2 separate regions of the Mus musculus genome follow, and region 1 is linked to region 2. Evidence: chromatin loops called from intact Hi-C (ENCODE). Cell type or tissue: left cerebral cortex. All regions are shown on one strand. Links, peaks and the distances in the headings refer to the core of each region. The heading gives the core; the rest is flanking DNA.

The links. Peaks named below come from ENCODE experiments on the same cell type or tissue, not always from the same donor. Only the 100,000 strongest peaks of a DNase experiment are listed, where the experiment ranks them.
Region 1: it touches region 2 in a loop (2.3-fold over the local background); 6 of 42 quality-filtered maps call a loop at or near these places.

The regions. Positions count from the first base shown.
Region 1 is chr1:162,476,370-162,479,274 of GRCm38, reverse strand. It overlaps Dnm3 (dynamin 3), which reads left to right and starts at 1,241. Exons shown (of 21, transcript NM_001038619.2): 1 at 1,241-1,612. The coding sequence starts at 1,452. It overlaps Gm31985 (a long non-coding RNA gene), which reads right to left and starts at 2,609. Exons shown (of 3, transcript XR_373653.3): 1 at 2,400-2,609. In left cerebral cortex, for the core only: a CTCF peak has its summit at 1,136; DNase peaks (open chromatin) are centred at 1,248, 1,516 and 2,440; H3K4me3 peaks cover 1,687 bases; H3K27ac peaks cover 788 bases.
Region 2 is chr1:162,528,139-162,531,043 of GRCm38, reverse strand. No RefSeq gene overlaps it. Among named protein-coding and RNA genes, the nearest start is that of Eef1aknmt, 19 kb to the left of the region's middle. In left cerebral cortex, for the core only: a CTCF peak has its summit at 1,160 (motif pointing right); a DNase peak (open chromatin) is centred at 1,177.

The sequences.
Region 1 (2,905 bases), core at 111-2,610, 52 kb after region 2:
ATGATCAGCATCCGTTTAACTCTGCCTTCTGACTATAGATGCAATATGACCAGCCTCCACCCTCTTCTGCCACAGACGTCCCTGCCACCAGCTCCTCAGGGTCAGTGCGTAGAGGTTGCTGCAATAGTGGTCCAAAGTTTCCATCCCAAACCGGCAGCAAAGCATGGCTCTGTACTCCATGTGGTACTGGTTTTGCAGGCATGAAAAGTGAAAGACTGACTCAGCTATCATATAGCATATCCAGAGAGCCACCGAGCCTAGGAAACGTGGGGCAGGCTCAGACTTGGTTCACTGTTGTCCTAGAAGGGCAATAGTGCAATGGTGATGCCTAAGTGACAGTGAAGACCCCAGGGTGCTAGAGATGCAACACATTTTCCTATGTAGTCTCTAGTCTTTAGGTTACTTAAAGCCATTGGGCAATCATCAGATGGAAGATGTGCAGGACAAGTAAATATTGCGCACTAAATCCTGAGAGGTATCAGTATTCAAAATGCACAGGAAACAGGACCACGATAAGGAGGTGAAGAACCATGGCCATTTATCTTCGTGTCTCCATCTCCGGGCACAGACTCTTCTCAGTGTGCTAAATTTAACGGATCGAGTGCAGACTGCGTGGTTACAATGGACTCAACAGCCAATCTCTTTGTCCTGACCAGGAGCTAAAAGGACAGTTAGCTCAGGCAAGGAATTCTAAAAGCCAGAATGAGTATGGTAGGAGTAGGGAACAGAAAGGTTCAAGGAACTACACTTTAGCTTACAGAAGGTAGAGTAGGACAGGCTGGTAATGATGAGTACTTCAATAAGGTCAGGTAACCCAGTTTTCTAATGGGGATTGACTCTAAAAGGCCAGTTTATCTCTGCATCCCACAGCAATCTGGGGTTTTGGAGTAGGGGGTGAAATGTGAGATTTCCTTTTGGGAAATGTATTCTGGTGCGTACAGTGGTGGTGGTGCATGGTGAAGCTGATGTCAACGTGCTGTTAGCTGATGGTAGATGGTAGTGCTTTCCTCTAGGCTTCGTCTGTGTGGTTTAGCTCCTTCAAAAGGAACAACAATTCCTGTTGGGTGTGATTTTAGGCTTTTCCTTGACCAAGTGCAGTACTCTGCCCTTTAGCCTGGGCAGTGGCATCTGACTGAAGCTGGGAGGCAGTCCAACCGTAGGCCAGTAGGATTGGAAACTCTAGGGAGAAGCAGGGCGAGAGGCGTGGTGTGGGCGTGACCGTCTCAGGACCAGGCCACGCCTCCTTCGCCTCTCTGGGCTGCGCAAGCGCGTCGTGGGCTGTGAGCTGTCAGGATCCTAGCAGTGGGAGGCAGGGATCGGACATCGGTGCAGGGACTCCGCCGTGTGAGCCCCGCACAGCGACAACCGGGACAAGTGCTTCGAGGCCTGGGCTGCCTGCCAGGTCACACAGTCGAACAGGGACCTGTGGGGCAGTTGGCCGCACAGGCAAGATGGGGAACCGGGAGATGGAAGAGCTGATCCCTCTGGTGAACCGTCTGCAGGACGCTTTCTCGGCTCTGGGACAGAGCTGTCTGCTAGAGCTGCCACAGATCGCCGTGGTGGGCGGCCAGAGCGCCGGCAAGAGCTCAGTGCTCGAGAATTTCGTGGGCAGGTGAGCGCACCGGGAGCGCGGTGGGGGCGCGTCCGTGGGGGTGGGGGGAGCCCCGTGCTTCAGGCCGTTGGAACATGGAACGGTGTGGGGAGCCCCGAGGGTGGACTAGAGGCTGCAGCGGATTGGAGGCAGAGCACTAGTGTTTCTAGAGCGGGCGGGGTCCTCCTTGCTCTGAGCATCCTTCGCCCCAGCATTCTCTACCCGGTGGTGACCCCCTGTCTGCCTTTCATCCTGCCATACAAAGCCATTTCCTCCCCACCCTCGGTGGGGGAGTCGGGGTACGCCCTGGGATCCACTTCCCTCGCTGGCTTGGTGCGCGCCAGCCCCTGGCAGCCTGGAAGCGCAGCCTGGTGCTTTCCAGTCGCCAGTTCTCTTTCTCAACACCCCTCTCCTTTCCCTGTCACTCTCCTGGAAGCTCTCAGCCGGGATGTACCCCTCCTTCTTCGTCCACACCCCCCTCTCCCCCACCCCACCCCCCCGCCGCCCCGGCCCCCCATCCCCTGTCCCTGACTCTCATCTCAGCTGTTTACTGTTTGAAACAGTCATCGCCTGCCCGAGCAGGGGAGGCGGGGTGTGTGAACCCCGAAATCCCTGTGGTGAAGGCTTACACTGTTTGAAACAGTCATCGCCTGCCCGAGCAGGGGAGGCGGGGTGTGTGAACCCCGAAATCCCTGTGGTGAAGGCTTACACTGTTTGAAACAGTCATCGCCTGCCCCGAGCAGGGGAGGCGGGGTGTGTGAACCCCGAAATCCCTGTGGTGAAGGCTTACGGGGAGATGCTTGCCTACCATTCGCCTTGGGAGCTGAAGAATAAACGGTGGTGTGTTTATGAGTGTGCACCCATTCACTGCTCAGGCATGACTGAAAACCCGAGACCTCCAGGGATGACCGTGGACTTGCGATGTTCAGGTGCCTTGTCATTCCTGCACCATCTCAGAACTGACCAGCATCTCTCTTGCACTCTTTCTATGCCATGCGCCGCCTCCCCCCTCCCGCCCCCCACCAATCCTCTTGCATTCCTTAAGCTCTTGTTTATCCAGCGGGTCTTCAAGATAACATCCAGAATTCAAATTGTAGTTATAGCTTCATGTCTCACAATTTTAAACAACAACAAAGAGTTGTTATTGTTTTGAGTCAGAAATCAACGTTTTTTCCAGCAAACAATTCAGGAAGGATTGAGTTACCTTAATGGCCTTGTGTGAGGAGTGCATCCTGAAGGCTGGAATCTGTTTCCCAGTAGTAAACCAGGTAGAAGGTGCAGCAATGAAAACGGTGGGCTGGATGGGGCAATCTG
Region 2 (2,905 bases), core at 168-2,667:
TGTTTTTAATGTGGGATCTTGGGGATTGAATGAGAAAGGAAGGGTTGTGGCTTAATAGTGTTGTTTGTGTGTCAAGTTGACAATGGGTCAGTTGTACTGGCTGGTTTTCTGTGTCAACTTGACACAAGCTAAGAGTCATTAGAGAGAAAAGAGCCTTTGTTGAGGAAATGCCTCCATGAAATCCAGCTGTAAGGCATTTTCTCAATTAGTGATCAATGGGGGAGGATCCAGCTCATTGTGTGTGGCCATGCCTGGGCTGGTGGTTCTGAGTTCTATAATGAAGCAGGTTGAATAAGACTTGGGGAGGAAGCCAGTAAGCAGCAGCGCTCCATGGTCTTTGCATCAGCTCTTGCTTCCAGGTTCCTTTCTTGTTTGGATTCCTGTCCTGACTTCTTTTGATGATGAACAGCAATGTGAAAGTGTAGGCTAAATCAAACATTTCCTCCCCAGGTTGCATTTGTTCCTGGTGTTTTGTTGCAGCAATAGAAACCCTAACTGAGGCAGCAGTTCAGTTAGCTCTGAGAGACAAGTTCAACCATCACTTTGGTAATTGGTGAATGTCTACTCCTCAGTTCTTTGCCCGGAGTAGATGTCCTCTGATTCAGATGAGGACACAAGCTTGCGGCAGAGGGTGAGTTCCTCTGTGGATCTAGCAGCTTCCTGTCCCACCATAACAGACCAGTGAGAGCCATGGGGTCTGCTTAATAGCTCCAGGCTTCTAGTAAACTACTTACAGTTCACTTTCTCTCTTGCTTGTGGCTTGTCTTGCTGATTGGTTTTTATAGATTTGTTAAATCATCAATAAGAAATAGGATTGGTAAGTTGAGTTTCCCCTTTTCATGTTCATTAGGGATTTTTTTTTTTTTTTTTTTTTTTTTGGAAAGGCTATCCCATGCAGTCATAATAAGGATATGTAAGGGGAAGACATCAGCTCCCATGGAGACAGTGGAGCAACTGATAACTCACATGGCTGGGTCCTGGGATCAAATGGTTATGAGGTAGCATAGAACATGGCTAGATCCTGTCCCAGGAGTCTCTTAGAGACTTATTAGGACAGTCAGAAGAGAAGCCAGTCTCAAGAAAAGCTGCCTCCTTAAAGTGACTCATTGGTCCCTGCCTTCTCCTGTCCCCAACTCCAGGCTTAGCTGGTTCCCGGGCTTCCCAGGAGATGGCACTAGAAATCACATTCTTGCAGGTTTGAGGACACTCTCCTACTATGTCTACATTCCTCCCCAGTCTTCAAATGCTCTGCCCACTCTCCTCTGGCCTCCCTTTCCCCCTTACCCTGTACATGGAGACAGTACATCTGTTTCAGTCAACCTCTGATGGCGCAAACCTAGGTATCTCTTGGCTCCACACCTTTGATGTTAGGAGGCAGAGTGATGGGGGAAATGCCAGTAAGAAAAGAAGAAACCTAAAGTGAGAGCAATGTAAAGCAAAACCACGCAGGCGGGTCCAAGCGGACACACCTGCACGATTCTTGCCAAGATGGAAAGCATTTCCTTGTTATAAATAGAAATATTATACATATTTATGAGGTAAATTATGGTAATTTGATAGTGTGTAATAGGTTGTTGTGTAGCCATACTTTTTGGCTACTTTATTGGATTCTTATATCTACCACCCTTCTCTACCCCAATCCCTTCCAATCTCCCAACACTAGGTAGGCAAGAAAGAAGGTTAGAGGGGAAAGGGGGCATAGATCTCTTTTTAAAGATTTATTTATGTTTATGAATGCTCTATCTGTATGTATGCCTGCATGCCAGAAGAGGGCATCAGATCCCAGTATAGATGGTTGTGAGCCACCATATGGTTGCTGGGAATTGAAACTCAGGACGTTTGGAAGCGCAGGATGTGCTTTTAACCACTGAGTCACCACTCCAGCAAAGATCTCTTTAGATTACTTCCTGCTGATTAGGGGCATCGAGTTCCTTGGGGCAAGTTCAGTCTTCATTGTCAGGATATCTTCAACCATCAATCCAGCAAACAGCAGCAGCAGCAACAACAGGAACCAGCAGCAGCAACAGCAGCAGCAGCAACAGGAACCAGCAGCAGCAGCAACAACAGAAACCAGCAGCAGCAGCAGCAGCAGCAGCAGGAACCAGCAGCAGCAGGAACCAGCAGCAGCAGGAACCAGCAGCAGCAGGAACCAGCAGCAGCAGCAGGAACCAGCAGCAGCAGCAGCAGCAGGAACCAGCTGCAGCAGGGGCCAGCAGCACGGGGAGAAGCAGCTGCTGTCACCTCTTGGGTCTCTGGCTTATTATCTCTTCTTAAGAATTCCCAGAATTCCAAATGTAAACTATTTTCAGCTGGCAGAATAACACCCCTGCCAGAGCATATAACAAATCATAGCTAGCCACTGTGTGGAGCCTGAAGCAGCCCCACATCCCACACCTGGGATTAGAATAAAAACATTCACGTGACTGGATTTTTAAAGAAACAAAATTCTCACGACAAGGGTGTGAAAAAAATCAGGAGTTCTATACTTCATTTTACTGGTCTCTGTATAGTTCTATGTAGTACCATGCTGTGCTTGTTAGGGTAGCTTTGTAGTGTGTTCTCAAGCCAGCTTTGTGTGCCTCTGACTTTGTTTTGCTGGGCATCACTTTATTAGTCAGAGTCCTCTAGAAAAAAGAAACAGTAGAATGATTATGTGTTATGAAAAGTTTATTAGCTTGCCTTACACGTAGGGGCTGGGTAGCCCAGCAGTAGCTATCTGTCTACTGGGTGTGTGGGGGTGGGCAGAGAACCTGCCAGAGAACCCAGTCCCTGAAGCTGAGTGCCCCAGCCGTCCCAATAGAAGACTCTTTGAGAGTTTCTGGTCTTCAGTCCATGCTGGAGGACTGAAGAAACTGGGTTTGAATGTCAGTGAAGATAGTTGCAGCATGGACCCAGCCACTACCAG